Linked DNA regions of Mus musculus: region 1 is linked to region 2. The links are chromatin loops, found by intact Hi-C in ENCODE. Cell type or tissue: left cerebral cortex. All regions are shown on one strand. Each heading gives the region's core, and the rest is flanking DNA. Links, peaks and the distances in the headings are about the cores only.

Region 1 (16,157 bases), core at 4,437-12,436, 270 kb after region 2:
TGGTAATTACACGGGTTTCTAGTGATTCAAACCCTGATCCACATGCTCCTATGTCAAGTGTTTAACTGCTAAGTCGTTTTCCCAGCCCTTCTCTATCCATTATCATTTCTGGATGTTTTCTTTCTTTCTTTCTTTCTTTCTTTCTTTCTTTCTTTCTTTCTTTTTCTTTCTTCTCTCTCCTTCCTTCCTTCCCTTCTTTTTCTTCTCATTTGCAGCTTTTTTTTAAAAAAAAGATTTATTTATTTATTATATGTAAGTACACTGTAGCTGTCTTCAGACACACCAGAAGAGGGCGTCAGATCTCGTTATGGATAGTTGTGAGCCACCATGTGGTTGCTGGGATTTGAACTATGGACCTTAGGAAGAGCAGTCGGGTGCTCTTACCCACTGAGCCATCTCACCAGCCCCCTTTTTTGTTTTTATAATTATTTTTCTTATACAATTTCACATATATGTATACACACACATCTGTATGCACACACATCAAATCATTTAGATAACATGTTCCTAATTATCCTCAACTTCCCCCCCCCCACACACACACACTTAGACTTTTTTCTTTGTGGCTACTGTGTTTAATCAGGTGGCTAGTGCTGGTCTCTACTGTCTTAGCAGTTGCCTGCTCAGTCCTGCTCTGTTACAGACCCTGCAGATCTTTTCAGTTCTGCTGATGTACATGGGACTGTTGTTTTCGGAAACTAGAGACCCAAAGGTTTAATTTGTATATTTAAATTTTAAATGGATAGTTTAGTCATGGAGACAACTTGAGAGAGTGAGCCTTCTGCTTCCATCCTGTGGATCCCTGGACTTGAACTCACATCATCAGTTATGGCTCCAGGACCTAGGTGCTGGCATGGGAGGCTGCTCTATTCAGAAAAATGGATGTATGTGTGTGTGGGGAGGAGCGGGGGAGGGGGGGAAGGGGCACGGGGGATTTCTCTCAGAGCAGTTCCTCATCTTAGGGCCTGATTATGTAGCATTGCCCTTGACAGTTAGGTACACGGTGGCACCCTTTACCTCCACTCCTAATTGTGAATATTACGAGAGACCTAATTCTTAGCACAAATTCTTTTCTGTATGAAATATCCATTCCTGTTTCCCGAACTGCATTTTGTTATGATTTTGTCCATGTCCACCCTTTCCTAGTCAAACCTGCAGTGACAGCTTTTCTCTTTTATAAAGTGGAAGGGTGACCATAGCCACCCTGGGCACTAAGAGGCAGAATATTCAACTTCAGACCCCACTATGCTACTTTCCACTTTTATAACCTCAGAGAGTTGTGGAAGCTTCCATTTTCTCCTGTGTGAAAATGGAAAAACACCCTAAATTCACTGAGAAAGCTACCACCCAAACACTTCCGCCTAACCTCCACTTGTGTTCAAGAGATGAAGGTCTGAGGTCAGATGAAGCCAGTAGACATGACCACATCCCAGGCACAGTGACCAGAGGTCCCAAAGGTAGAAGATGCTCTGGGTTGACAAAGAACCAGGAGTGTGGGGAATTTAGGCAGAAACAAGGTAGAGTCCCACAGAACCTTCCAGAACCTGGACCCGGCTCTAAAGCCAAAGCCCTCGAAAGAATCAAGCAAGAAGTGATACAGTGCTAGGAGGTAAATGTGGAGAAATGGACTAGGAAGCCAATCGATTGAGCAACAATCGATTGAGCAACCCAGACAACAGAGCCGGCGAGAGTAGTGGGGGGAGGGGTGGCTTCCACCTTCAGGGAACAGGCGCCAGCACTAGGCTACTATATCAACAGACATAGGATTCTGGATAGGTACTCGGAGACTCCAGGTGAGGAGACCTAGGAAACAAGGCAGGTATGAGGGGTCAGAAATGTTTCAGAACCCTGACTGCTAACGTTGTTAACGAGAAACCAAGCAGAGCTAGTTCAATGGGAGTATCGGTCGTCAATAGGATACGCAAAGCTTTCTTACTGGGGCGGCATGGTTCTGCTCACTTGGCTCAGATGCCCAGGAGGCAGGGTCCACTGCTGGGAGGATGATATGCGTTAGGGATGAATCACATTGATCTTACAGAGGAGATGGAACTGTAGTGACCGTAGATAGACACGCCACGTCCAGACCGGAGAGAGAGCACGCCAATGCTGTTCTGCCGCAGGCAGCAGTTTTCAAAGCATTATAGAGTGAAATAGCGCCCTCTGTAGAAATCGGTGGATACGTGGTGTTTAGGTATTATCCTTCGGGAGAGTGTAGAGACAAATACTAAAAGCAACAGCGAAAAGCTTGAAGCTAAAATCCAGGTGTCTCGAGCTACCCAGCTCAGAAACTGCTATTTTAGTCACCTGAAGATGACTCTGACCTTACAAATTCGCGCGCGCGTGTGTGTATGTGTGTGTGTGCTCGCGTGCACGTGTGCAAGAGAGAGAGAGGGGGAGAGGGAGAGGGAGAGGGAGAGGGAGAGAGAGAGAGAGAGAGGGAGAGGGAGAGGGGGAGAGAGAGATGCATGTATAGGTATTTGGGTATGTGCATACGTGTGTGTGCTGTGTGTTTGTGCGTGCATGTGTGTGTGTGAAAGAGATGCATGTATAGGTATTTCTGTATGTGCATACATGTGTGTACGTGTGTGTTGAATTCCAGAGGTTGGTTTCTTGGGATCTTCTTCTATCCACCTAATTATTACTTTTAATGATTTATTTTATTTTCAATATTTTCTATTTCAATTTTAACAAAATAACTTTAATTTTTCAGGTGTGCATGTGTGTATGTGTGTGTGTGTGTGTAAATTCAAGTGTACCCTTGGAGGCTAGAGGTGTCAAATTCCCTGGAACTGTTGTCATAGTCAGTGATGAACCACCTGTCGTGAATACCTGGGAATCCAACTCAGATCTGGAAGAGCTGTACGTGTTCTAAATAGCGGAATCATCTCTCCAAACCTATTGTTATTGTGAGACAGGGTTTCTCATTAGACCGGGAACTCCCTGGTTTAGCTACAGTAGCTAAAGTGCCAGCTTCCGGGATCTGCTGACTACTTTCCCAGCACTGAGGTTAAGGGCGTGCGCTTTCCACGGGGTTAAAGGAAAGAAAATAAACTGCCAAAAGGAGGTAGGGATGGACTTGTCGAGGGACAGCCATGTCTCAGCTCAGCAGTTGTTTACTACTGGAAAATCAGGTCACTCCCAATCTTCTCTGCTCTAAATATCTTTCAGAATATGTATAATTTTGCCCTTATGGGAAAAATACCTTGCTGTATATCTTTTCTAAGTGGAGTTTTGCGTTTAAGTGTGACAACAGCTTTCTAAATGTTCATACTCACTGCCAAATGATCTACCTAGTTACACCCTGTCTAGGTGGAGAGGCCTGCATACCTATTTTGTTTGTGGTGGCTTCAGATGGAACCCCTGTGCCTTGCACACGCCAGGCAACCTCTGTACCACTGAGCTACACCCCTAACCCTTTCGAATATATTTGAGACCGGGTCTTGACTAAGTTGCTCAGGTTAATCGCCAACTTGCAATCATCCCGTCTCAGCCTCTGGTATACCACAGCACTCATCTTACACTATTTGAAAAATTATTAATGGTGATAATAGTTTATTGAAATTCTTTTTCAGTTTTAGTCATGGCTTTATTTTTTAAAGAAAGCAATTGCCAAAACTTCTGTATTTAAACCCTGTTTTTTCCTTCCTTCTTTAAGAAATTTCTTGGCTCTCACTTTTCAAGTTTAAAAAATATCCGATTTGTGCTCTAGTTAGAATTCTGTGCTACAAAAAAAAAACCCGATGAGACAACATGTTTATACTCTCATAGTAGGTATTTCCATCTAGAAACATGCTCATTTCAATAAAATCTTTTAATCATTTCAGTCAGATATGTAGTTGCGTTCTTTAAAAAGACTTACTTATTTATTTTATACGAGTACACTGTCACTGTCCTCATGCACACCAGAAGAGGGCATCAGATCCCATCACAGATGGTTGTGAGCCACCATGTGGTTGCTGGGACTGGAACTCAGGACCTCTGGAAGAGCAGTCAGTGCTCTTAACTGCTGAGCCATCTCTTCAGCCCCTGTAGTTGTCTCTTTTAAAGAGTTATTTATTATTTATTGTGTCTGACTGTTCACCTACATGTATGTCTGCAACGTATGCAGGAAGGCCAGCAAAGGGCACCAGATCCCCCGGAACCGGAGTGACAGATGGCTGTGAGCCACCACATGGGTGCTGGGAACCGAACCTGGGGCCTCTGCAAGAGCAGGACTTGCTGTTCTTGACCAGAGAGCTGCCGCTCCAGCCCCAGTGGGTGCTCTTACGTGTTGACTTGCTGGTGGGCCATATGATTGGATTTCCTCGCACTGAATTATGGTCGCTCCTTGAGGTCAGACCACCCTGTGTATGCTTTCCCACCAAGCTACACTGGGGTTTATACTGGCTTCCTGTTTCTTCTGCTTACACTTTAGGTTAAAAGCCATTACCCTTTGAGCACATCCTACGTGAAGCTGGGGGTTGGTAGCGGGGGTTGGGGTGGGGCTGGGAGGCTGGGGCTGGGATCCTTTTGGGGCTACACACAGAATGAAAGAGAACTGGCCAAAGAACTCCAGGTTCTGGATCACTTACCCGTTTGGGTTTCTCTCCAGCTCGTTTAACAGTGTGTGATCACAGTACTCAAAAACTAGATGCATCTTTCTCTTTCTTCTGAACACCTCGATGAGGTTCACGAGGTTTGGGTGTTTCAACTGCTGCAGAAGAAGTGAAGTGCACAGGTTAGTGATGCGGTTCCGTTCACAGCTGTCCCAGATATGCTCTGATGCTAGGAGGACACGCCCCTTTATCATTCTAGCTCCTGGGCAGAAGGGTTTTTTTTTTTCTTTTATTGTGTGTTGGCGTATGTGCATATGTGCGAGGGTGCACATATGTGTGTGTGTGCATGTGTGTATGGAGCCTAGAGGTTGACATCAGGTGTTCCTTTTTTTTTTTTTTCTTTTTCTGAGACAGGGTTTCTCTGTGTAGCCCTGGCTGTCCTGGAACTCACTCTGTAGACCAGGCTGGCCTCGAACTCAGAAATCCGCCTGCCTCTGCCTCCCGAGTGCTGGGATTAAAGGCGTGCGCTACCATGCCCGGCTAATCAGGTGTTCTTAATTGCTCTCCCCTTTAACATTTTATTACTAATTAATTAATATATGTGTGTCTGAGTGCATGGGCATATGCACACTCATGGATGTGCAATGTCACCTGTGTGAGGGTCAGATGACAACTTGCGGGGACTGGTTCCTTCTATCACTTAAGTCCCGGGCATTGAACTCAGATTGTCAGATTTGGCTGCAAGCATCTACCTGCTGAGCAATCTTGTCTCTGCTCTCCCTTTAATCTTTGAGACAAGGTCTCTCACTGACATGTGGCTCCTACCAACTCAGTGAGATGGGCGGGGTCCAGCAAGTCCTAGGAATCCTCCTGCCTCTGCCTTCCAGACCAGGGGTTGCAGACACATGCCATTTAGCACAGTGTTTGACATAGGTGCTGAGGATCTGAACTGGGGCCCCTGAGGTTTGTACAGCAGGGGCTTTTACTGGCTGAGCGGTTTCTCCATTCTCTCATACAGAATTTTGTTATGGTGTTTAAGATCAATTGCTCGTTCTTCGAGCCATCAGCTTCAATGTGGAATGAATTGAAGATCTGTAACAAGTAAGTAGTGATAGTAGCTAAACTGTTTAAATCCCCCTGGTGAGGGCCAAGTGTAAGCAACGTGTTCATGTGTAGGCACCGTGCAGTGTACAAGAACTAGGAACACACAATGTATAACGTAAATGAAGGACTGAGTCATTATGCAAAAGGCTATAAAATGATCAGTGTTTACATACTTTACACATTATCATGGCCAAAAAAAAAAAAACAGGCTTATTTTATTTTTAATTGTATGTTGTATGTGCATGTGCACACACATGTGAGTGCCCGCAGTGTCCAGAAGAGGGCACCAGATCCCCTGGAGCTAGAGTTAGAGGAGTTGTGGGCCACCCTGTCTGGGTGCTGGGGAGCAAAGGGTGGTCTGCAAGAGCAGCGTGAGTTCTTAAGCTGAGCCCATCTCCCCAGTCCCCTTACCATCGACTTATGTCAGTGGTGGCTTGGACTGGAGTGCAGTCTGGTTTCTAGTGTCCGCTCTCAGCCCCTAAGTTTCTGTTGCACCTCTTATCTTAGGACTCTCCCAGGCTCATGCATTTAGATATGCTTTTCACTGGGCTCTGTCCTCTGGTTGAGGCTGCTGCTTGCTCTGATGTACGGAGGTTTTATTTGTGGCTTCTATTGACATGTGGAAATGGTTCAGAAAGCAGTCTTTTATATTTTCTTCTTTCTTTTTCGTTTTTCTGTGCAATATAATATTATATCCATATATATATTTTAAATGTTTTATATGAATAAATGTTTTGCATGTATGTATGTATGTATGTATGTATGTATGTGCCTGGTGCCCAGAGAGGTCAGAAGGCATCAGATCACCTGGAATTAGACTTTAGATAGTTGTGGAACTAAACCCAGGTCCTCTCTTAGCTGCTGAGCCATTTCCCCAGCCCCTTGTTCAATATTGTAAACCAAAAGTAAAATGCTAATGAAGTTTGATAACCTATCCCCTGGGTTACTAAAAAATCTTAGTGTAGAAGTCAGTGTAACAGGCAGAAACCAGAACAGCTGTAGTCAAGCTAGCTAACATGGCTACTCTGCCTCTGCCGAGAGAGACCAGATAGTTTAGGGTTCACAGTAGCTCACCTCTGAGAGTGGTGGGGTATTAGCTACATGGGAAGCTAGGGCAAAAACCAGGACATATGACCTCACCTGTTTGTAACTCCTTTCCCTTGTATATCTAGCAAACAGATCAATTTTCCTACACACAACAACAACAACAAAATCACCTGACAGCTGCTGCCCAATAGTTGGGGAAATGAGAATCTATTCTAACTAGGAAGGAAATGTGTCCAGAGCCCCGGGTCAATCTGCATTCTGTGTATGTCCAGGACTGAAAGAGCCGAAGGTCAAAGGGCGACAGGGGTACTTTCACAAGACACGCGCTGCAAGAGAGCTCTAGCAAAACCACGGGTTGGAAGCTGGACCGTTTCCCTGCCAGGTGGACAAGGGATTTCCAGACGCTGCAGCTCCACGCGGTGCCCGAGTGTAACCTGGCCAAACTGTCCAGGGGCCGGCCAGCGATTCACAGCTCCTTAGCAAATGACCTTGACTTAGCCGGTGCTGTGGTTGCCTGGGGTGTAAAGGGTAGTGTGAAGGAAAGGCCAATCCAAGTTAAATAGGAGGAGAGTGTGAGGAACATAAAGGAGGATGTGTTCCCAGCTAGCAAGGGAGCAACAGCAAGAGGCAGGAAAGAAGGTTCTGAGCCTGGCGGAGGGGACGAAGCTTGGGCTACTTTGCGTCTTAGGTTCACCCTTAGATTTGGGCTGTTTTAAATTAGAAGGTAAACCTGCAAGCAATAATCTAAGTATTAGATTTATCTAAAGACCAGAGAGGGCGCGGGAGAAGGTTAAGTTAGCAGCTTTTTTTGGTCTTAGATCCTGCAGCTTTGCCCAACAATGTCCGCCGGACCCAACAATGTCACTAGCGCCCTCTGCCGACCAAGTATTAAGATCGAACTTTTTTTTTTTTTTTAAATCAAATTCTATTTTAAATAAAACTGCAACTGATGGGGAAAACTTATGCATATGATACTTGAAAAGTAGAAACAATCTAATTGTTCTTCACATTTACAAGCCGAAAGTCCATTAAAAATAATATGAGATACTTAGAAAGTGACTGTGTGCTCTTCAAACTGTAGGGTCTTGCTAATGAACGTGTGTTCACCCATTAGTGGTGTCTCCACCCCTGGGAGCTTGTTAAAAATGAGACACTTTGGAACCCATCCCAGATCCCTCTACCTCTAAACTCTGTATTTCAGTAGATTTAGGGGTTCCACGGATGTTCGCATTGGAGAAGCACACCCCAGGCCTGAAAGTTCTTTTAAAAAATGTAAGGATTTTTAGGCTGGGCAAACATTTCCATTGGGAACACATGAAACTTCTACATGGAGTTCCATCAAAGACAATGGCAACAAAAGGAAACAATGTAAAAACCATGAAGGTGGCTGGGTGATTCTTAGGCACAGGCAGGTCCTGTTGATACCTCCACCGGTACTGGGGGCCCCCTCTCTGCCGGGAAGGGAAGTGCTCCTGTAGTTCTGCTGGTTGGTTGGAAAAGTGTGTGGGGGCAATGTCCAGAAGACAAGGCAGGCATCTGGTAAATAGTGGGGTCAGGACACTTGGGTGGATGTTTCCAAATCAGGATGTGGTGTACTGAAGGCCAATGCTTCCATGTTTTAACCCCCTACTCACACATCCAGTTAAAGTCAGAAGCCAAAGTCCAACAATGCTTCCCAAAGTGGCTGAACCCCAGGAGTTAAGTCGGACTTGTCGCCTGGCAGTGGTGGCGCACGCCTTTAATCCCAGCACTTGGGGGGCAGAGGCAGGCGGATTTCTGAGTTCGAGGCCAGCCTGCTCTACAGAGTGAGTTCCAGGACAGCCACGGCTGCACAGAGAAACCCTGTCTCTTCTCACTCGTTTTAGTGTGCCTGCCTCACGCAGCATCTTCAGAGTGCAGATGCCGCCTGCAGAGCGGGACGGACCTACCTTCAGCATACGGATTTCCCGCAGGGCTATTTTCCTAACGACACGATCATCTTCAGATTCCACGAATTTTTTGATCGCTACTACTTGTCCAGAAGATTTGTTTCTGCACTTGAATACAACGCCATAAGACCCTTCTCCGATCTTAGCTAGCTTTTCATACTTTTCCATTTTAGTTACAGCGACTTAATTTTAGTGTACCGGTCGACTTGAAGTTCAGCGTTGCACCTGGAAAATAAGAACGACTTTTCTTAATCAAGCGGATACAGGATGGTTTGCCTGGGTGGCCCAAGGTTTATTTCCACACTTTAATGTTTGCTTTTTTGTGTGCAGTAGAAGTGAACTCTCAATGGTATTTTGTTAGCACAGCTCTCTAGTCTTCTGGGGTCATTTCTGACAGTGGCTCTGTGCTGACCACATTTAGTTAACACAACCAAGCCTTGTCCGATTTATTGTTTTTATTACCTGGAGTAAATGATTAAAATACAGGGCTGTAAAATGCAGCTAAGGGGGCTGGACTTTCATACCCTTGAATAAGGAAGGTGTTTGCCTTCTTAGCTAGCTCACCGGAACCCCACCGTGAAGGGGAAGAATTGCGCAACAAGGCAGACTACAAAGCTCAACGTCCCCACCTGGTGGAGAGGAGAGGGAAAACCATGGTCGCTGAACAAGGCGGCTTTTCTCAGGACACTATTTCCTTAAAATGTTTGGATTCCATTTATTCTGGTTGTTGTTGTTGTTGTTGTTGTGTATATGAGATATATGAGATGTGTATGGATATGATATAAATCTGAGGTGTATATGTCTGTGTAGAAGGCGGTAAATTTGGAACGGATGTGAGATTGTGTGTGTGTGTGTGTGTGTGTGTGTGTGTGACAGCTAGAGTGTGGTAGTCAGAGGACAGCTTGTGTGTACCGGTCCTTTCTTACCACGTGGTCCTGAGGATGTGACCAAGGTTGTAAAACTTGCCTGGCAAGTGCCTTTATAATCTGTTCCATCCTGCTGGTCAAGGCACGGTTATCCTTTCTCTTTCTTCTCTCTTTCTCTTTCTTTTCTTTCTCTCTTTCTCTCTTTCTTTCTTTCTTTCTTTCTTTCTTTCTTTCTCTCTCTCTTTCTTTCATTTTGTTTATTTGGTTTTTTGAGACAGTTTCTCTGTGTAGCCCTAGTTGTCCTGAAACTTGCTCTGTAGACCAGACTGGCCTTGAACTCAGACCTCCACCTGCCTCTGCCTCCTGTGCACTGCCACCACCTGGCAAGGCACTCTTGTTCTTAGCTTTTATTTGTATTAGGGTGACCAATTCTTAGACCACCCCTAAACAAACAAATTATAATACAACAAAAAGGTCAAATTTTCTAATTTCCCTGCAGTCGTTCCATATCCACAGGACTTCTTAGAAAATACTAGATCTCATTTTTATTATTTTTTTGCACTGTTTTATGTTTATAATTGTGGCTAGATTAAACATTCGATGAGAAATAATACCAAAATGATTAATCAAATCAGGGTAGGAATTAACATTATAAAAGTTTGTAATGAGCCTCAGAAAGTCCACCTCTTTACCCAGTGGAATCTTGTATGTATAATCTAATAACTGTAGGAGCTCACCCTGAAACAGCAGTGCTTATTTACATATAGTATGCTAGGGCTGCTTGATCCAGTTGTACAGGTAAGAAAATTGAAACGCAGTGAAGCAAGTGCAGAATTACAATCGGTCTTCTGGGTTCCACACTGCACATCTGAAATCACCACACTGCCTGCCCTGCCTCTGAGTTAATTCATGGCTGTCTTAGTCAGGGTTTCTATTCCTGCACAAACATCATGACCAAGAAGCAAATTGGGGAGGAAAGGGTTTATTCAGCTTACACTTCCATACTGCTGTTCATCACCAAAGGAAGTCAGGACTGGAACTCAAGCAGGTCAGGAAGCAGGAGCTGATGCAGAGGCCATGGAGGGATGTTCTTTACTGGCTTGCTTCCCCTGGCTTGCTCAGCCTGCTCTCTTATAGTACCAAGACCACCAGCCCAGAGATGGTCCCACCCACAAGGGACCTTTTACCCTTGATCACTAATTGAGAAAATGCCTTACAGCTGGATCTCATGGAGGCATTTCCTCAACTGAAGCTCCTTTCTCTGTGATAACTCCAGCTGTGTCAAGTTGACACAAAACCAGCCAGTACAATGGCATAACAAAATTTAAAGAACTGCTCTGTTTAGGTCTTGGTAGAAGAGCTAACGGTTACCATTCCTTGTCTAACTCAGACATGCTTAATAGATACTAGGCTCTCAATCTTGTCAGAAATCTGCTAAATGAAACATTAAATGTCTAAGCTCAATATGATAGAAGAGCCCCTTCCCCCCAAATCCTGACAGTTTACCCGCCAAGGTCTCCAAGAAGATACAGGCACAGCGACAAGATTCTACCTGGATTGTGGTATGATAACCACTGAGTAACACTGCTCCATTGCCTTTCTGCTGCCAGGGCTTGGCCTACACCATGGACGAACAGCGGACACCCAGAGAGCTAAATGTCTCCTACCGGCTAAGACAAGGTGAGTCACTTCTCCCACATTCCTACTCCACGGGAAAAGCCTCTCATCTTCTGGGCCTGAGAGTCAGACTGACTCAAGTTGCTATGGAGACCACAGGGGCCTGGGAACTGCTTAGATAGTGGACATTAACCAACCTCTGTCATTTTAATTAAGGGCATCTAGATTGTAAAGTATTCTTCCCAGACTCCTAACTACATTGACGGCTAAGCTAACTGCAGCTTGACAGTTAGAAACAGACCTCTAGCTCCTTCCCCCAGGGTGATCCACCACCCTATTAGCTGGTTAGACAGATTTGCCTAACTCATGGACTTGATGATAAAGGATACACAAGTTCAGATGCGAGCTTTCACAGACATAACCTTCTGTTACTTCCTTACCTAAACTCAGCTTCCAGGGACTGTTTCGAATTCCTTTCCCTTGTTATGCCACTGTCCTAACATTAATAGAGTTCTTATAAATTAGCCTAACTCTAATAAAACATTCCAGTATATGATCCAACTTTTATAATCACAGGTTCAAATTTTAAGTTTCCTTTGATTGTCTTTTAACTATAAACTTAAAATGTTTCTTGTGCTACATCTAAACTATCAGCTATCATAGTTACACAAATATAGATTTCCTTTGGCTATCTTCTCATTATAGATTTAAGGTATTTCTTAAATCTATATGATCATCTATTATCAAGGTTTTAAGTTTCCTTTGTCTTTTAAATGTAAACTTAAAATTGTTTCTCATTATGATTTCTGTTCCATGAAGGGCTTTTGTCTTCCTGGGCTCATCTAAAAGACTCTTCATGCAGTTAACATACTTATCTCTCCTGTAAACTTACAATCTCCAGGAAACCCACTCAGATCGACCTCTCGTGGATCAAACAGACTCTATCCAGGTAAGTACACCTGCCAATCACTAAGTTCCTGTAGGAGGCTGTAGCCTCCCCTTTAGGCTGCCCGAGCTGCACCTTAAAGATGGCGCCTGCCAGATGCAGAGCTGGTGGTGTAAACAAGTCCATATTCGGTGGAGACGTGCCCCTGCCGCCCTGATTGGCTGAAGCCATGTACCTGGTGAGGTGACGTGGCCTGCCGTGAGTGGATGGGGGCTGAGAGTATATAAGAGTGAGAGGCCCGGGGTTCGAGGGAGATGAAGACTGAAAATGGCTGAATAAACTGCTGATAGAAGAACTGGTGGTCGTGTGGTTCTTGCTGGTCGAGGGTGGATGCGACAAATGGTGGCCCGTACAGAGAACCGACTTCCCCACCAAAGAGTTCAGAACTTTCAGCAGTCAGTGTTTGCCGGCACGGTAAGTTCACGGTAAGTGAAACTTACGACCCCAGGAATTTTGGGAAGGACCTCAGATAAAACAGAGGTGAATATAAAGTTGCCAGGAAGCAGGCACAAAGTAAAAGTGAAACCATGGGAGCGTCCTCATCACATCCGATTTCTTCAGCTCTTCAGGAGCTCCTTAAGTCCAGAGGTTTAAAAATTCAAAGAAAAACCACAGAAAAGTTTCTTGATGAGTGTGATGCCATCGCGCCTTGGTTCGCCGTCTCAGGCAACCTCACAGTCGCTAGCTGGGAGAAGCTAGGTAGGGACTTAGATGTTGCCTGGGAGCAGGGGATATTGAAGGGAGGCATGAGGGCAGTGTGGAAGATGGTAAGGAGCTGTTTGGATGATGAACGCTGTTGCAAGGCGCTAGAAGCTAGCCAGCAAGTTCTGGAGCAGTTGAAAGAGGAGAGGTCATTAAAATCTGAGAAGGTTGAGACATTGTCAAGCAGCTCAGAAAGTGAAACAGAAGAGGAACTGGAGCGGTTAGCAAAGAGTGTGGAGAAAACCAAATTGTACCCTGACTTGACTGAGCTAAAAAAGGAGAAGTTGAAGGAAAAGGGAAGTAAGAATAAGAAAGGACACACAGTGCCATCTGGTGGACAGAAAGGACAAAACAAAAGAGCCGAGGTGGAGGAGGAAGACAAATTAGCTTCGGAGCACCCTCCCTATGCCTCCTCAGCAGCAGCCTATGGGTGGACCTTCTGTCCGGAGGTTTGGAGAGAGGTTAGATCCTCCTTGCTGGGATGTCCTATTTTCACTGACCAAGCAGGGCAGAGATATCATGAGCCTCTAGATTTCGAAGTAATGCCCTTGATAAGGCAGTTGGTTTATGAACAATGTACCCGAGAGTGTAGGGCTGCCATTACGCCTTTAAAAAGCAAGGGTATCGAGGCATGGATGAAGGTTTGCCAAGAGCTTGGTGGGCCATTGACCAACGCTGGTCTTGCCGCAGCTGTCATGCAGTTGCAAAAGAGGAAGAGGGATGTGCCTCCCGGAGCTTGCTTTAGGTGTGGCAAGCATGGACACTTGAAGAGGAATTGCCCTGAAAAAGAAAGGGGCTCTGGGGGAAGCAGAACTCGCCCCCCCTGGGTTGTGTCCAAAGTGCAGGAAAGGGAATCACTGGGCTAGTGAATGCAGATCAGTCAAAGACATCCATGGCCAGCCTCTTACTCCTGGATATGGAGGTGCGCGGCCAAGAAAAGGACAGCGGGGCCCTCGCTCCCAGGGCCCGCAAATATATGGGGCAGTGGACAACTCCCAGGGGGCGGAGGAGACCCGGCCAACACTGAGACATCCCCGCAACCGCGGAAAGCCACTGAAGGTTTAGCAGGATTGGACCTCTGCTCTACCACCAGAATCGTATTGACTCCCCAGATGGGCACACAGGTGATTGAGACAGATTTTAAAGGTCCTCTACAAGAGGACACTGTAGGATTGTTATTTGGCCGCTCCTCGTCTGCCTTACGTGGGCTCATTGTCCATCCAGGAGTTATTGACCCTGATTATCAAGGGGTAGTTATGGTTATGGTCTCATCACCACGAGGTATTGTGTACATCTCCCCTGGGGATTGAGTAGCTCAAATTGTCCTTTTACCTAGCCTTCATGGGCGCTTCCCCTCCGCTGGTAAACAAAGAGGAAAAGGAGGGTTTGGTGCCTCGGACGTAGACCTGACATGTCTCTCTCTCCAGATGGACCAGCGTCCAGTTCTGGAGTTGAAGGTGGATGGCAAGGCCATCCTAGGGCTCCTAGATACTGGAGCTGATCACAGCATCATAGCACAGAAGGATTGGCCCTAGGGATGGCCAGTGCAAAGTTCTAATCAGATGCTGTGAGGCCTAGGGTATGCAAAAGCTCCGGATATGAGTGCATGGAATCTGAAATGGAAAGATGCTGAGGGCCATTCAGGGGAAATTCAGCCTTACGTGCTGGAGCTCCCCATTTCTTTATGGGGAAGAGATCTATTAAAAGATTTAGGCTTGAGACTTACCAATGAATCTTCACCTACTTCTCGACATCTGATGCAGGATATGGGGTGGCTCCCTTCCTATGGGTTAGGGAAATATTTACAAGGAAGAAAGTCCCTCATAATACAAAAGAAGAAAATTAATACTGAAGGCCTGGGTTTTTCCTAGGGGCCACTGAGGAAGGCATTCCCATAACCTGGAATAAGAGGGACCCAGTGTGGGTACCTCAGTGGCCCTTGTCTAAGGAAAAATTACAGGCAGCCAAAAGTCTGATTGAAGAGCAACTTCAATTAGGCCATATTTGTCTCTCTGTTTCACCATGGAACTCACCTATTTTTGTAATAAAAAAGAAGTCAGGCAAATGGAGATTGTTGCATGATCTTTGAGCCATCAATGCACAGATGCAGGTTATGGGATCCATACAAAGAGGCTTGCCATTGTTGTCAGCTTTGCCCTAGGATTGGCCCCTTATAGTGATAGATATTAAAGATTGTTTCTTTTCTATTCCACTTTGTGCCCAGGATAGTGAGCATTTTGCCTTTACTCTTCCATCATGTAACCATGAGGAGCCCGATGGAAGATATGAGTGGATTGTGTTGCCCCAAGGCATGGCTAATAGTCCCACCATGTGCCAGTTATATGTTAGTCAAGCCATAGAGCCAATTAGAAAAGCCTTTCCCAAATTGCGTTGCACGCATTATATGGATGATATCCTCTTGACAGCAAAAACAGAAGAATATCTTCATTCAGCCTATACTGCCTTGGTGAAAGAGTTACAAAGGTGGAAGCTGTATATAGCACCTGGAAAGGTTCAACAAGATCAAGTAGTTTCCTATTTGGGTGCCAAGATTTCTCTTACTGGGGTGCAGCCACAAAAGGTTCAGTTAAGGTTAGATACTTTACATACTCTTAATGATTTTCAGAGATTATTGGGAGATATTAATTGGATTAAGCCATATCTAAAGATACCTAATGTTGTATTAAAGCCCTTGTTTAAGATATTGGAAGGAGATCCAGATTTAAATTCAGTGAGGAGTCTGACCCCTGAGGCTAGACAAGCCTTGTCCATTGTAGAAAAGGAGCCGAGTAAAGCACAATTAATGAGATGTAAGGAGGGAGTGCCCATCAATCTTTTGATACTGCAAACAGAAATGCAGCCCACTGGCTTAGTTTGGCAGGAAGGACCTTTGCTCTGGATTCATCCAAGAATATCCATGGGTAAGACCGTGGAACATTATCCTACTACGGTAGCAAATTTGGCGTTGATGGGAATTCAACAATGTTTGCAACATTTTAGATGTCAGCCGGGCATGTTGATTATTCCCTATGATAGTCATCAGCAGAAAGTTTTGGCAGCCACAGTGGATGAGTGAGCCATTCTGTTTTGCAGCTTTAATGGCATAATAGACAATCATTACACTAAACATTCATTGGTTGCCTTTTATAAAGCTCATGCTGTTGTGTTTCCTAAGATAGTGCAGAAAAGGCCCATTTCAGGAGTGGTGAATGTGTTTACAGATGGGTCCAAAACTGGATGTGGAGCCTATCTTATTGAATCTCAACAACTGGTTCTTAGGCAATATCAACCTGGAACACCCCAATTGGTAGAGTTACAAATCGTGTTAAAAGTAGATGTTACAAAAACAAAAGTAAAATAGGGGGAGATGTAGGAGGCTGAAACCTCCCCTTTAGGCTGCCCGAGCCGTACC
Region 2 (16,157 bases), core at 4,433-12,432:
TCCTACGCCTAGAAAGCTCTTTGGAGGCAGCAACTGTGTCTGTTTTGATTGCTACCATATCTCTAGCATATGTAGCATCTCGCAGAGAGCAGAATTCAACATTTTCTGGGGTATGAGTGAAGATTAATGAATAACGTGTAAGAATGGGGACCCATGCATTGATTTATCTGTTCTACACGTATTTATTGAAAGCTTATGTGCCAGATCTTGAAGATTTGACAGCTAAGACAAAACGCATGCCTGGTGAAGCAGCTAACTCTCTAGAGGGTCTGGTAGATGGTAAGCGGGTGGATAGTCAGTCAGGGCTGCTGTCACAGAAGAGCTAAGCTTACTAAAGCTGTATTTGGGCTCACAGTTCTGACGGCTGGGAAGTACACAGCACGTGGTGTCTGAGCAGATGACAGTCAGAGTCTTTGCACTGCATCTGGGCAGGGCAGGGGCGAGGAGAAAGGAAGCTAAAGGAAGAGTCTAAACACAAGGGAATGCCTCGCTTTATAATAACTATCTCGTGAGACTGGTCTCTCTCCCTTGTGGTATTAATCTCTTTTAATTATCTAACTACCTTTAAAGAATCCAACTTCTAATACTGGTAATCAATTTCAACATGAGTTTTTTTTTTTTTTTTTTGAGGGGACAAATAATATCCAAACTATAGCCACAAATTTATGGTTGCACCCTAGAGGTGGAAGGTAAGTCCCTTTGCTGAAGGTTCCTTGCAGTGCAGACACAGAGCCCAGCGGACCTGAGCTGGATCTGACCTGAAAGCCCTCTCCCTGAGGACTGGGTTTGATGGTACCAGAAAGCACCATGCAAGCTTCCCAGAGAAGGAAATGAACAACAGCTTTACCCAGCTTTAATGTCTATGAAACAAAACAGCCAGCCTGGTGCAATCACCCTAAGGGGGGAATAGTGGCATGCAGTCCTTGGTGGTACCAACAGCTCTCTGATTGGAACTGAAGCCTCATCAACAGAGGAGAAATCAGCCCTGGGACTGAAAACCAGGCGAGTTCCTCACGGACGTCACGGACCTCAGAGCAGAACTTACAGCTGCTACTTTACTCAATTAATACAACTGCTAACTACACTGCAAATACTCATAGCCACAGGTTAAAAGTGTAGTTCTGGATAGAGTGCCTTGGTTGTAAAAGCAGAATGCATCTGAGGTTACAGCTAACCTTGTTCAAGCCATTATCAATGAGCCACAGAAAGGAAATGATTTGCTGAGACAGCCAGCCCCCCAAGATAGGCTGACTCCACTGAGCCAACAATACCAGGAAGGAGAGGCTCATACGTAGATCCCTGGGGCTACATTAACTTCCTCAGTCCCAAGCCTCTCTCGAGACTCCAAGTATTCCCTTTCCTCCAACAGGCACCCCTTTCTTGTGAAAGAGTGTCTGTCTTTGAGGTTTGAAATGAACGGTTTCACCTGCTGAGGTCAGCCTCTGGTCCCTTTCTGCCGCCTGTCACTCTACTTTGAGCTCTGAAATCTATCAGTTCTCACCCCTCATCAAAGAAACCTCTCTGTACAACAGACCCGACCACTGCAGAAATTCACAACTGATCAAAACGCTGAGAACAGAGATTGTGTGGTGTCTAGTCCCAAATGACTCACCCACAAACACAACTGCTGAACCTTAGATCAGGGACATTACAAAGGTGGACTTCAGAAAATCAAATAACCCCATTAAAGAATGGGGCTCAGAACTGAACAAAGAATTCTCACCTGAGGAATACCGAATGGCAGAGAAGCACCTGAAAAAATGTTCAACATCCTTAATCATCAGGGAAATGCAAATCAAAACAACCCTGAGATTCCACCTCACACCAGTCAGAATGGCTAAGATCAAAAATTCAGGTGACAGCAGATGCTGGCGTGGATGTGGAGAAAGAGGAACACTCCTCCATTGTTGGTGGGATTGCAGGCTTGTACAACCACTCTGGAAATCCGTCTGGCGGTTCCTCAGAAAATTGGACATAGTACTACCGAAGGATCCAGCAATACCTCTCCTGGGCATATATCCAGAAGATGCCCCAACTGGTAAGAAGGACACATGCTCCACTATGTTCATAGCAGCCTTATTTATAATAGCCAGAAGCTGGAAAGAACCCAGATGCCCCTCAACAGAGGAATGGATACAGAAAATGTGGTACATCTACACAATGGAGTACTACTCAGCTATTAAAAAGAATGAATTTATGAAATTCCTAGCAAAATGGATGGACCTGGAGGGCATCATCCTGAGTGAGGTAACACATTCACAAAGGAACTCACACAATATGTACTCACTGATAAGTGGATATTAGCCCCAAACCTAGGATACCCAAGATATAAGATACAATTTGCTAAACACATGAAACTCAAGAAGAATGAAGACTGAAGTGTGGACACTATGCCCCTCCTTAGAATTGGGAACAAAACACCCATGGAAGGAGTTACAGAGACAAAGTTTGGAGCTGAGATGAAAGGATGGACCATGTAGAGACTGCCATATCCAGGGATCCACCCCATAATCAGCATCCAAACGCTGACACCATTGCATACACTAGCAAGATTTTATCGAAAGGACCCAGATGTAGCTGTCTCTTGTGAGACTATGCCGGGGCCTAGCAAACACAGAAGTGGATGCTCACAGTCAGCTAATGGATGGATCACAGGGCTCCCAATGGAGGAGCTAGAGAAAGAACCCAAGGAGCTAAAGGGATCTGCAACCCTATAGGTGGAACAACATTATGAACTAACCAGTACCCCGGAGCTCTTGACTCTAGCTGCATATGTATCAAAAGATGGCCTAGTCGGCCATCACTGGAAAGAGAGGCCCATTGGACACGCAAACTTTATATGCCCCAGTACAGGGGAACGCCAGGGCCAAAAAGGGGAAGTGGGTGGGTAGGGGAGTGGGGGTGGGTGGGTATGGGGGACTTTTGGTATAGCATTGGAAATGTAAATGAGCTAAATACCTAATAAAAAATGGAAAAAAACAAACAAACAAACAAACAAAAAAAACCAAAGGGATTGTGAGAGTGAGAGGAACTGGAAGTTTACTGTGAGACTGGTCTGTCTCCAAGAGATGTCAAAGAGGCTACCTGAGAAGGCTCATCAATACGTTTGCCTAGGTAAGATCTGAACAAGGACACCAATGGAATGCTAACATAGAAAGGGGAAAGCTCAGAGCCTCAAACCTAGATAGATGAGGAACTATATGCAGTTATAGAATGCTGAGAATGGGAGAAAGGGTTTTCCTCAGGGAAGAGCCACTCAACTGTTTATTCAAAACCAAGTGGTCAGCTCTAGGATCATATACATACAAACAGCATTATACAGACTGAGCAGGCTATTTATGTGTTTAGGAGTATATATATATATATATATATATATATATATATATATATATACATATATACACACATATATGTATATATGTGTGTGTATATGTCTGTATATATATATACATATATATATATATATATATATATATACACACACACACACACACACACACACATGTACGTATGTAACACTCATAAAAGGAGACCATGGATACAAGAGAAAGCGAGGGAGGTACAAAGGAGGGTTGGAGGGAGGAAAAGGATGCAGGGGAGATGAAATTATTATTTCAAAAAATATAAAAATGATTTAAGCCCCTCAACAGAGGAATGGATACAGAAAATGTGGTACATCTACACAATGGAGTACTACTCAGCTATTAAAAAGAATGAATTTATGAAATTCCTAGACAAATGGATGGACCTGGAGGGCATCATCCTGAGTGAGGTAACACATTCACAAAGGAACTCACACAATATGTACTCACTGATAAGTGGATATTAGCCCCAAACCTAGGATTCCCAAGATATAAGATACAATTTGCTAAACACATGAAACTCAAGAAGAATGAAGACTGAAGTGTGGACACTATGCCCCTCCTTAGAATTGGGAACAAAACACCCATGGAAGGAGTTACAGAGACAAAGTTTGGAGCTGAGATGAAAGGATGGACCATGTAGAGACTGCCATATCCAGAGATCCATCCCGTAATCAGCATCCAAACGCTGACGCCATTGCATACACCAGCAAGATTTTATCGAAAGGACCCAGATGTAGCTGTCTCTTGTGAGACTATGCCGGGGCCTAGCAAACACAGAAGTGGATGCTCACAGTCAGCTAATGGATGGATCACAGGGCTCCCAATGGAGGAGCTAGAGAAAGAACCCAAGGAGCTAAAGGGATCTGCAACCCTATAGGTGGAACAACATTATGAACTAACCAGTACCCCGGAGCTCTTGACTCTAGCTGCATATGTATCAAAAGATGGCCTAGTCGGCCATCACTGGAAAGAGAGGCCCATTGGACACGCAAACTTTATATGCCCCAGTACAGGGGAATGCCAGGGCCAAAAAGGGGAAGTGGGTGGGTAGGGGAGTGGGGGTGGGTGGGTATGGGGGAATTTTGGTATAGCATTGGAAATGTAAATGAGCTAAATACCTAATAAAAAATGGAAAAAAAAAGATAAAAAGGTTCTAACAAAAAAAATTATTTAAGAGAACAAGGCTATTACAGAGTAGTTGCTGAATGCCTCACTCAATAACCTATGAGTGGATATATGAATAGGTGGAGAAAGTGAGCCATGAAATACTTGTGAAGAGAACATCCAAGCAGCAGCAATGACAGATGCGAAGGTTTCAAGCTCGGAACATCAATTAGCGCCCTGGGCCAGGTGCTGGGATGAGGCCAGAGTGCACAGAAGGAAATAATAGTTTCAGTTGGGCAACTATTACAGTCGTTCAGGTTAGAGAAAAGAAATGCAGTGTCTTAAAAATGGTGGGGAGGAAGACATAGGGTGTTTACATCGAAACTCCATTGGCTGTGGCTATGAGGGGCAGGAGGAAGTGCCTGTGTCAGGGAGACTTTGAGATAGAATGCTAGCTCCTCAGAAGTTTTACTGTTGGTTTGTGTAAACAGAGCAGAACATTTATACTAAATAGGCTACTCTGGCTTTGGTGGAATGCCGTGTGTGTGTGTGTGTGTGTGTGTGTGTGTGTGTGTGTGTTTAAGTAAAGCTTTCAACAAATGTTTTGGTAACTGATTCTTCTTTGCTGTGGTACCTGACTTCAGTATTAGCTGCATTGTGAGTGGTAGATAAAGGTGGTGGTTTGAGATTTGAATCCAAGACTGGTTAGTTTTTATACGAATGGCAGATTCCCTGGTGGGTGGGTCATTAGCTAGAATCAGGAAAGACAGTTTCTCCTAGGTGAGTGGGACCCCCCCTCCCCACAAGTGGCCAAACACCATAGAGAAACCAAACAAAAACACAAATAATGTCCTCTTTCAATTTAAAGTGTAAAACTTGCCAAGCAGTGGTGGCAGACACCTTTAGAGGCAGGTGGATCTGTGAGTTGGAAGCCAGCCTGGTCCACAGAGTGAGTTCCAAGCCAGCCAGGGCTACACAGAGAAACTGTCTTAGAAAACAAAAACAAACTAACAAACAACACCCCTCAATTATTTTAACTACTCTCTAACCCTAGATCCCCACTAGGCAAGACATCCTGAGCCCCAACCACGAGCTCTCCAAAGGACAGCAGTATATACATACACTCACAAAACCATAATGACATGAAATGATTAACATGTGACTGAAGGAATGGCACAAACTGAATTTTCAATAATCGCATTCTCCCACCCCCCTCCCCCCACCTTTATGTCTTTCCAGACAGGGTTTCTCTGTGTAAATAGCACTGGCTGCCCTGGAACTCGCTTTGTAGACCAGGTTGGCTTCAAACTTACAGAGATCCATCTGCCTCTGTTTCCAAAGGCGTGCACTACCACGCCCAGCTGCATATCGGGTTTTTGTCTTTTTGTTTTTTTTACGTAGGAAGAAAGGAAAACATCAAACATCTTACCACCCAAACCACCCAGCTGGGGTCAATTCATACATTGAGAAATGGCTGAGGAAAAAAAAAAGGCAAGAAGATTCTGTACTGACTTAAAACAAGTTGCCTCACACCAACCCAGAAAAGGTTACATTTTCAACTTGAGCTGTAATTTTCACGCAAAAATCTGAACCAAGATTTACCGATTATAGCGGCATCCGATATCACATTCCCCAGACGTTTTCTGTAGAATACAAATTAGGTTATCTAGTCCGCAGGGAGGAATCCCACTATCTATGTAGCCTGCTAAGATTTCATCTTTCTTTACCATAGACACTGGATCCAAGTTTGGCTCTAAAAGGATCCTTTGTTTCACACCCAAGTTTGGCTCCCACGTACAGCATCGTCAAGCTGAGGTGATGAAAACTGAACCCACACCGCTTGCCTCCCAGGCAAACCTCTGACCACTATACATTCCCCCAGCTCCATTCAGATACCTAGTCATGCAAGGTTCCTTTCTTCAACATCCATCTTCTCCAACCCTTTCCCCAAACAGCCCCTCGGGTCGCCACCGAGCCACAGACAGGAAATGGGGCTGGCGCCCCTCCTTTTCAACCTTGCTCGGAGCCGTGGGTGTGGACGACCTCGACTGCAGATCCCGGGGTTCCCCAGGATTCTGCAGGTCCAGGTTCACTGCCCCTGGGCTGACAGGCAGGACCATAGGGGCTGCATGGTCCTCGGATGTGATCACTAGAGAGGGGAGGCGGCAGGCGGGCCTGGCAACCCCGAACCCGCGCGGCCCCGCACATGCCACGTCAGGCCGTACCTGGCTCGTAGCGTTGCTGGCTGCGGAGCTCAGGAGGCGGCACCCAGGGTCGGGGTCCGGGCTGGGTTCAGCTTCCCTCTTGGACCTCACCCGCAGCAGCCGCCCCGCCCAGGTGTCTTCTGATTGGCTTCTTGCACTTTTGCTTCCGGGTGAGAGGTCGCCCGGTCGCCCCAGCAACCGAGGCCCGCTCTGTCCTAGAGCCCAGCTCCCTCCAGCCTGCCGAGCTGGCGAGCCTAGGGGAATCGCAGAGTCGCGAAAGCCTGTCCTTCACGTCTCCATCAAGTGAGTGCGCTTCCTCTCGGGAGCTGATGGACCCGGAGCCAGCCGCAGCATCCACTCTGGGGTGGAGGGGCACCGACAGCCCGGCGTCGGGGGATCCGGAGATACAGCGTGGGCCCCCGAGTCTGTGGGTTCGCTGTGCCTATCACTCCGGATTTGTTTCCTTTACGGTGCCAGATCAATGGCAGAGGTTCCTGCTAACTCACATAATCCAGAAATTTGAATGTGGAAACGTCACCCCCTTATTTAGAGAATATTAGTTTCTGTAATCGAACTCACACAGATAAGGTTTTACCTATGTAATACAGTGAAGTAAGCCTGTACAAATGGAAAAGAAATTAGCTTGATGTTTCTAGACTAATATGGCTGCTGATTTTGGTACAATGACAACTCAACATGGTTGAAAACACAAGTACAGTTTTCAAAAATTAAACGTGTGTTTAATATATATACATATTTAATATATTATATAATATATATTAACATATAATATATTAATATTATTTTAAATATAGGTATATGTTTATATGTGTATATATTTATATATGTGTATATATTTTTATATATGTATATATATCTATGTATATGTATAAAGAGCAATAATAGTATGTTATGCATCAGTAATAACAACAGCTTTTTCAGGTCCTGTAGTCATCTGAACAAAATTGTAGACGTCTAGCCTCGCCTTAAAAACAAACAAACAGAAAAACACCACCAAACAACTAGAAACAGCACAGGTCTGTGACCATTAGGGTACCAGCACAATATATATATGTATATAAGTATACACATATACATACATGTGTGTGTATTGTACATATATAATTATATGTATATTATATATATGTATGTATATTATAGACATATAATTAGCTTTTAAATCATCTGTAAAGAAGACATCCTGAGTAATATTGGAACCATCTTTGATAAAGCTACCAATTCATATCATGCAGCAGGTAGGAGATATTTTACACTCACATGATACAGTGCTGCCCCCACATTTGTAACACTAGAGGGCGAAAAAGGCATTTGAGACTTCTTTTTACTTTTTTCAGCAGAGGGCCAAATGCTGGTGTGACATAGCTCTGTAAAAGAAGTGCACTCTTTTAGATAGGAATTCCTTTCAGTAGTGTTCAAAGTATTACACTCTCACGAAACAACAAACAAACAAACAAAACCAAAAAAAAAAAAACCCTGAAAACCAAAAAGGGGAAACATTTCCCCGAGATAAAGCCGTACAAGACTATGCTCATCAAACGTGGAAATCTGAAGAGCGGTTGAGGACTGCTTCATTTCCTGTATGATCAGTTGTGTTTAGTAGTGTCCTGCTTAGTAGGCGTTTAATGATTCTGTCTCAAGAGCCATTCATTCCCTAGATAAGCATTTTCTGTTTGTACTCAATACCGAGTCAGGTGGTGGGAGGACATTTCATCGATCTATGGTCCCTATTTTAGTGTAGGTGACTAACTACACATAAGCATTGCTTTACTAAGACCCCTAGTCCTGGAACCAGAGGAGTTTAAGGATGAGAAGAAGTCAGACAGACTTTGCAGAGGGGCCATCTACAGAGTTGGACACTAGCCTGCATGGCCTACATAGGTTCATCCTTTTAGTCAAAAGTAAGAATGAGACATTGAGGTAGAATCTGTTTCTACCCAAAGAAGACGCTCGTGCCTCCGGGAGAGCACAGCATAGCTGCAGTGGGCACTGTGAGCAGATTTCGTAATCTGATAAGCATTGTTAAAGCATCCACTACTGCCTGACTGAAAAAAAAAAGTTAACTTTGTACTAATAAAATCATACAAAATAAATTAAAATAGGCCATCTAGGGAAGATAATTTATTTCCTCAGGACTCTGCACCAGCCAGTAGAAATGCCAGTGTGTCTGTGTGAAGAGAATTTACCGGAATCCTGCTGAAAGCACATGTGCTGTGGGTCTCATGATATTAAACTATTTAAACTTACCTTTATTTCCCTCAATCTCTTAAAGCTTCGTCAGAAGTATATAAGATCAAATTTATATTTCCAAATGGAGACACATACGGTAAGCATGCATCTTAATTATCTTTTCATATAGGAAATTTGTTTTATAAAACCTTTTTTTTTCAATTCTATGAAAAATTTAATTGAAAGTTTTCAAATTTTTCTCTAGAAATATCACAGTACTTTTCTTTCTAGTAATGCTATCTTGTAAAACACTATCATAACCCAATTCCTATGTTTGTTGTTTCTACGATTATAGATGCTATTTTAAATACCTAGTACTCTCCTCTTTCTTATTTCTCTGAAAGCTGTCTAGCTAATTTCCCATAATTCACACGTTCAGATCATATAGTTAATTCCCCTCAATGATGTTGCAAAAACCCAACCAAACAACAGACAACAATGATAACAACTAAAACAAATATGCATCAGAAACAAAGCTTTGAAATGACATTTATAGTAGTATATACACAGGAAGGCTGAGCTGCTGTCATTGTGCAGGGCCACTAGTGACAATGCCAGGAATACCTCATGTATACTCTCACGACAGCAGTCATTTCAACTCCATGTTTCCAAAACATGCTACTGTTCCCAAGAAGGAGCCGTGTCTACCTGATTTTACATCTTGAGTCCAACTTTCTGTTGTCTTTTTCTACTAAAACTTGCCCTAAAGTACAGAGAAAAAACAACTTTCTGAGCTATGAACTATTTTACCCATACATTATATTTCCAGTGGTAAAATAAGACAAGCTAAAGTTATCCCATATCAACTGTAACCTCCCAAGTCAATGCTCCTGTTTTTTAAATTTATTTTATCTTTTTTTACAGTTCCCATCCTGGTCCACCCTCTGACTGTTCCATAGCCCCCCATAACCCCCATCCCCATCTCCATGTGGATGTCCCCAACCCACACACAAACACCCCACTTCAACATAACGCCCCACTCCCTAGGGCCAGCCAGTCTCTAGAGGGTTAGGTGCATCTTCTCTGACTGAGTTCAGACCCGGCAGTCCTCTGCTGTATGTGTGTTGGGGGCCTCATGTCAGCTGGTGTATGCTGCCTGGTTGGTGGTCCAGTGTCTGAGAGATCTTGAGGGTTCAGGTTAATTGAGATTGCTGGTCCTCCTACAGGGTCACCCTCCCCCTCAGCTTCTTCCAGTTTTTCCTTAATTCAACCACAGGGGTCAGCAGCTTCTGTCCATTGGTTGGGTGCAAATATCTGCATCTGACTTTTTCAGCTGCTTGTTGGGTCTTTTGGAGGGCAGTTGTGATAGGCCTCTTTTTGTGAGCACACCATAGCCTCAGTAATAGTGTCAGGCCTTGGGGCCTCCTCTTGAGCTGGATCCCAATTTGGACCTCCTTTTTTTCAGGCTTTTCTCCATTTTTTGTCCCTGCAGTTCTTTCAGACAGGAACAATTATGGGTCAGTTTTGACAGTGGCATGGTAACCTCAACCCTCACTTGATGCTCTGTCTTTCTCCTGGAGGTGGGTTCTACAAGTTCCCTCTCCCCACTGTAGAACATTTCATTTGCTTCCTGAGAGTCTTTCACCTCCCAGGTCTCTGGTGCATTCTGGAGGGTCCCCCATCTCCTACCTCCAGAGGTTGCCTGTTCCCATCCCTTCTGCTGGTCCTCAGGGCTTCAGTCCTGTTCCTCCCACACAATAGCTTATCATGTTCCCCTCTTTCCCCTCCCTGTCCCCTTTCTCACCCAGGTCCTTCCCTCCCTCCTTCCTTCTGTGATTGCTTTCTTCTCCCTCCCAATTGAGGCATCCTCACTTGGGCCCTTTGGCTTGTTAACCTTTTTGAGTTCTGTGGATTGTATCCTGGGTATCCTGTATTTTTTTTTTTTAGCTAATATCCACTTTTATTGGTATATTATCCCATGTAAGTAGCAGACATCCTAACAGATGAATAGACATTTAAATCAAAACCATTATACCTAGATAGGATACCTTAAAAATCTGTGGTGTCTGTCATCCACTCTGACTTTTAGTTTTAGTCCTAGAAAGCCAGAAAAGCGAAGGCCAACCAAAGCCCACCACTGGGGTGCAGGGCAGTTGTGAGTTGGCTTCAGCATAACTGTTCCACCCACCTAAGCCCCCAGCCCCATTTCAGAGCTCAGGGTCACAGCTGCGGGCTTCTTCCTCGCTAGATGGCGACTGCACAAGAACTACCTCTGGGATCTGTGAGAGAAACGGGACAGGCACGCACACCACGCCGAACGGGATTGTCTACACAGGAAGCTGGAAAGATGACAAGGTATCCTTATCATCCTTAATTCTCGTACTGGGTAAATGATCCAAGCATTTCATTACCAGTCAGAAGTGCATTGATTAAAGGGAGTTTATTGACTCACAGCTGTAATCTGGTTATGTAGGAGGCTAAGGCATGAGGATCCCGGATTCCTGGGCTATGTTGCAAGACCTGTGTTCAAACTAGATTCTGTAATGAAGATAAATGGTTTTAGTGTCTATTATTCTACATATAATATTAATCTCATCAATAGACGTAATATTATTATCTTTCTCAGCTTCCATTCATTGAGTAAAGCCAAACATTATTTTTTTTCCATTTAATCTTCTTGACAACCTCATGAGAAAGGTACCATTAAAACTCCTTTTTATGGATGAGATAAATCAGACTCGGGTTCCTTATACAGATGGTGGGTGATAACATGGGAATGTATACCTAGGTCTACATTTAAGAGATCATCATATCTATTAGGTGTGAGTGCCACGGCCTACAGGAGAGGGCTCTCTCCATCCACAGCAGGAGTCTCTGGGGTCACTCTTGCTCCCCAAGCCTTCTAGTCAGCCTCACGCCAGCCTTTTATCTAACCTCTGGTCCTCATGTTATGCAGTAGACACTTTTCCTACTGAGCCATTGGCATACCCCAAATTCACAAAGACAGTGTAATGTTTTCTGAAGTGACTACACCAGTTGCTTTTTAAGACTTCTGATGAACTTTGGTGTCTTGAGGATTCTAATTATCACCACCTTGGTCCCTCATCTGTTCAGATAGCCCAGATTCAGAAAGACAGGAGGGGGAGGGGGGGGGAGGAGTGGGGGGGATAAGGATAGACATGTCTGCTCTTTGTGGAAACAGGAAGCGATACAAAGTTAATGAGGATGTTCCTAAGAAGCTTGTGGGTGCAGTGTAGGCGGGGTTCTGAGCATTTCCTTTCTCACAATCAGATGAATGGCTTTGGAAGACTTGAACATTTTTCGGGCGCTGTGTATGAAGGACAGTTTAAGGACAACATGTTTCATGGACTGGGGACTTACACATTCCCAACTGGGGCAAAGTACACTGGAAATTTCAATGAAAATAGGTAACGTTACATTTTAAGAATAATTACAGTTCTAAAAGATTCTCTTCAGTCATGCTTGTTAAGTAGTGTATTTAATTAGTGCTAAATAGTCTTTATGGCATATTTGATCTCCATAAATGGCTGAGGAATGTAAGAGGAGAGGCTGTAACCATTATAGCCTTCCAAAGTGCAATATCATTTTTGGTAAAGATGATTAGACTTTCTCTGTGTAGCCCTGGCTGTCCCTGAACTCACCCTGTAGATTGGGCTTGCCTTGAACTCAGAAATCCGCCTGCCTCATGCCTCCCAGTGCTAGGATTAAAGGTACACACCACCGCTGGGCGTGGTGGTGCACGCCTTTGATCCCAGCACTCAGGAGGCAGAGGCAGGTGGATTTCTGAGTTCGAGGCCAGCCTGGTCTACAGAGTGAGTTCCAGGACAGCCAAGGCTACACAGAGAAACCCTGTCTCAAAAGACCAAAAAAAAAAAAAAAACAAAAACAAAAAAGGTACACACCACCATGCCTGGCTGACTATTAAGCTTCTACCCCAGCCTCTGTGGTCTCTGTTAGTGTAGGGTGAGTGGAAAAATGTGTGATTCTTGAACAAATTTAGTCCAAGAATAATTTTCACCTAAAATAATTCCTGTGGTTAATTCATCCTGACCTGAATTAGAGAATGCTAAAACTAGAAATGCACGTACTATTGCCCTTTCTGAGCACACGGTTGCAGAAAATATAAAAGGGAATGAAGCATAAGCATAGTTTTATAAGCTGGATCTTACTCCATATCAAGCCGCCCAAAGGTCACTATGAGGCTGGGGATGCAGCTGAGTTGAGAGTGCTTGTCTAGTGTACATGAAACCTTAGGTTCAAACCCTACATCGCATAGAATCGGGCATAGCACGCAGCTCATGCCTGTAATCCTAGCCCCTGAGAGTTAAGGGTAGGAGGCCCGAAGTTCAGTGGCACCCCTGGCTACACGAAAAGTTTGAGGCCAACCTGAACTACAGGAGACCCTGCCTCAAAAGGAAAATAAATTTATTTATAAATATCCCTTTCACAATCTAGAATGAAAATGCTATCTAATTGTTATACAGTCAGTGTGATACATTTCTAGGACTCCATTTTTGTAACAAGGACACATAAACCATTTTCACTTATATTAATAAAGAGAGGAAAAGATAACCTATGGGATACAGCCTATTCATATGTGAGTGTGTTTCCACCACTACAGTGGGATCAAAAGAACACTACCCAAGCACAGCACCTCAAACGGAGCTGATGACCAAGAAATATTTGTTAAGTAAATGAATGTTTGAGTCGATCCAGATAACCAATACACAAGTTTCAAGTTTCAGCCGATTGCTTGGTTTTATATAAAGTTAAGTTTATTTGACGCTGAATCCATGAGCACCAATATTTGTATCTAGACAGTGTGTGTTTGAAATAGTGTGTCTTCCTAGTGTATGAAAGCAGAACGCTGGTGATTAATAGGAAGTGACATGGAAAGGTAAAGAGCCCTAGACAGGCAGCGCAGCATAGCAGTCCACGTAGTCTGTGAATCCACATAGACTGTGAATGACCAGTCCTGACTAACGAGCAAGCTCACTTCTCACTTTTGCAGGGTAGAAGGTGAGGGAGAATACACTGACACCCAAGGCCTGCAGTGGTGTGGTAACTTCCACTTCACAGCTGCCCCCGGCCTGAAACTAAAGCTCTACATGTAGACCTGCTGCCTTAACGCTGAGATGTGGCCTCTGCAACCCCCCTTAGGCAAAGCAACTGAACCTTCTGCTAAAGTGACCTGCCCTCTTCCGTAAGTCCAATAAAGTTGTCATGCACCCACACCTTTTTGAATTATGTATTGTATGTGTGTGAGCTCATGTGTGTTTATGTGCATGTGTGTGCACATGTGCTTGTATGCATGTGTGTGTGTGTGTCTGTGTGTGAGTACTTGTTCATGCAGGTACATGTGGAAGGCAGAAGTTGATAATAAAATGCCTTTTTCAGGCTAGAACATGCTTTTAATCTCAGCACTCAGGAGAGGCAGGCAGATCTCCTGAGTTGCAGGACAGCCATGGCTACACATCTTGAAAAAGAAAAAAAAAGTCCTTTTCAATCACTTTTCACTTTTTTTTTTTTTTAAAGACATGGTCTTACTATATGGCCATGGTTGGCCTAAAACTCACTGTGTAGACCAGGTTGTCCTCAAACTCACAAAGATCTACCTGTTTCTTCTTACCAAGTGCTAGGATTAAAGGTGTTTGGTCACTAGATTCAATCTTTTCACCTCATTTGTTCCTCAGTGAACCTGGAGCTCACTGTTTCTGCTAATTTGGCTGGCCAGTGGCCCCCAGGAAACGCCCATCTCTGCTCACCCCCAGCTGAGCACGGAGGTTAGGCACGTACCAGCGCGCCTGGAGAGGGAATCAGGGTCTTCACATTTGCAGGGAAAGCACTTTGCCCACTAAGGCATTTCCCCGACTCTTGAATTGTATCTTCATTAGGAAATGACTTTAAATAAATTGTGTGAATCAATTCAGAGTTTATGTATGTTTTAAAATTGGAGCAGTACGGTCCGAATGGTGGCTAAGTCACTATCTAACTCTGCACCTCAACTTTTGTCAGCCCCTCCCTCCGGCTTGTGCCTTCAGGTTTATTTTGGAAGAAAAACATTTTTCATGAGATACCCTTTATAGTTATGCAATCAGTTGGTCCCCACTGGATTGGTTTACAGTTGTGGTAAAACTTAACATGAAAGCTGTCTTTTGAACAAGAACTTAAATGCAGTACATTGTTGCTGACTGTAGCTGCCATGTAGTACAGCTTGTCCCCAGAATTTATGCTTGACCGACTGACCCCCAACACAGAGATTAGTACTGACATTTCCTGCTTCAACCGCTATCTAGTCTTTGGTTCCACGAACGTGAACATTTTTTTTTGTTGTTGTTGGCTTTTTTTTGTTGTTTGTTTGTTTTGAGACAGGGTTTCTCTGTATAGCCCTGGCTGTCCTGGAACTCACTCTGTAGACCAGGCTGGCCTCGAACTCAGAAATCCGCCTGCCTCTGCCTCCCGAGTGCTGGGATCAAAGGCGTGCATCACCACGCCCGGCGAACGTGAACATTTTACATGCCTTATAGAAATGATGCAACATTTGACTGGCCCTTCTTATAATATCCTGAGTGGTCAGCTGTGTTATATTACAAAAATCCCTTCATAAAAAGCTGAGCAGTATTCCACTATATGTATAGATTATATGTATACATTATATGTATTTCTCTAAGCTGGACAATCTAAGCTTGGCTATTGTGAACTGTGCTGCAGTGAACATAGAAATGTTCACTGGAATTTTCTGTTAGAGATGCTGATTTCAACTCATGTGCATAAGTACCCAGTAGGAGTGCTGGATCACACAGTAGGTCTGTTTTTGTCTCTGAGGGCCCTCCATGCTGGTTTTCCATCGTGTGAGTGTGTTTCTACTCACATCATGTGAGGCTTCGACTTTTTGCAGATCCTTAATGACATTGTCTTTCTTCTTGTTGACCGTGGTAGTAATTGGTTGATCCGCCTAAGACTGCTTGGCACTCGACTGTATGTATAACCCAGGCTGTCCTCAACTCACGATTGTCCTCTCTCCACCTTCTGTGTGCCAGCTTTACTTACAGCAGTCCTGTGTGGTTGGTTTGGTTTTAGTTTTGTTAGCATATGGAATAGTGTTGCTGCTAGCCACGCTGACATGTACACGGTGGTAGCGTGCTGTGGTTGTGGTTTTTCCTCCCCAGAGCTTTGTGAACTGAGGTTTGCAAGCTCGTGGGGCCTTTCGTATCTTTTTTTTGGAAAAACATCTACTCAGGTTCTTAGTCCAGGTTTTAATTTGATTATATTTTTT

Evidence for each region. A loop is a pair of places that touch in the nucleus more often than their neighbours do. Peaks named below come from ENCODE experiments on the same cell type or tissue, not always from the same donor. Only the 100,000 strongest peaks of a DNase experiment are listed, where the experiment ranks them.
Region 1: it touches region 2 in a loop (3-fold over the local background); 27 of 42 quality-filtered maps call a loop at or near these places.

What each region holds. Positions count from the first base shown.
Region 1 is chr17:80,551,736-80,567,892 of GRCm38, forward strand. Cdkl4 (cyclin-dependent kinase-like 4) reads right to left here. Exons shown (of 10, transcript NM_001360143.1): 2 at 8,615-8,839; 3 at 4,572-4,693. The coding sequence starts at 8,782. Among named protein-coding and RNA genes, the nearest start is that of Cdkl4, 18 kb to the right of the region's middle. In left cerebral cortex, for the core only: CTCF peaks have their summits at 5,909 (motif pointing right), 7,556 (motif pointing left) and 9,259; DNase peaks (open chromatin) are centred at 7,520, 9,223 and 12,195; H3K4me3 peaks cover 251 bases.
Region 2 is chr17:80,283,362-80,299,518 of GRCm38, forward strand. Dhx57 (DEAH (Asp-Glu-Ala-Asp/His) box polypeptide 57) reads right to left here and starts at 7,115. Exons shown (of 24, transcript NM_001163759.1): 1 at 6,695-7,115. It overlaps Morn2 (MORN repeat containing 2), which reads left to right and starts at 6,851. Exons shown (of 5, transcript NM_194269.2): 1 at 6,851-6,976; 2 at 8,964-9,017; 3 at 11,109-11,215; 4 at 12,152-12,288; 5 at 13,893-14,115. The coding sequence starts at 12,152. The coding sequence ends at 13,995. In left cerebral cortex, for the core only: a CTCF peak has its summit at 7,980 (motif pointing right); DNase peaks (open chromatin) are centred at 5,806, 6,336, 6,839 and 7,985; H3K4me3 peaks cover 2,458 bases; H3K27ac peaks cover 1,226 bases.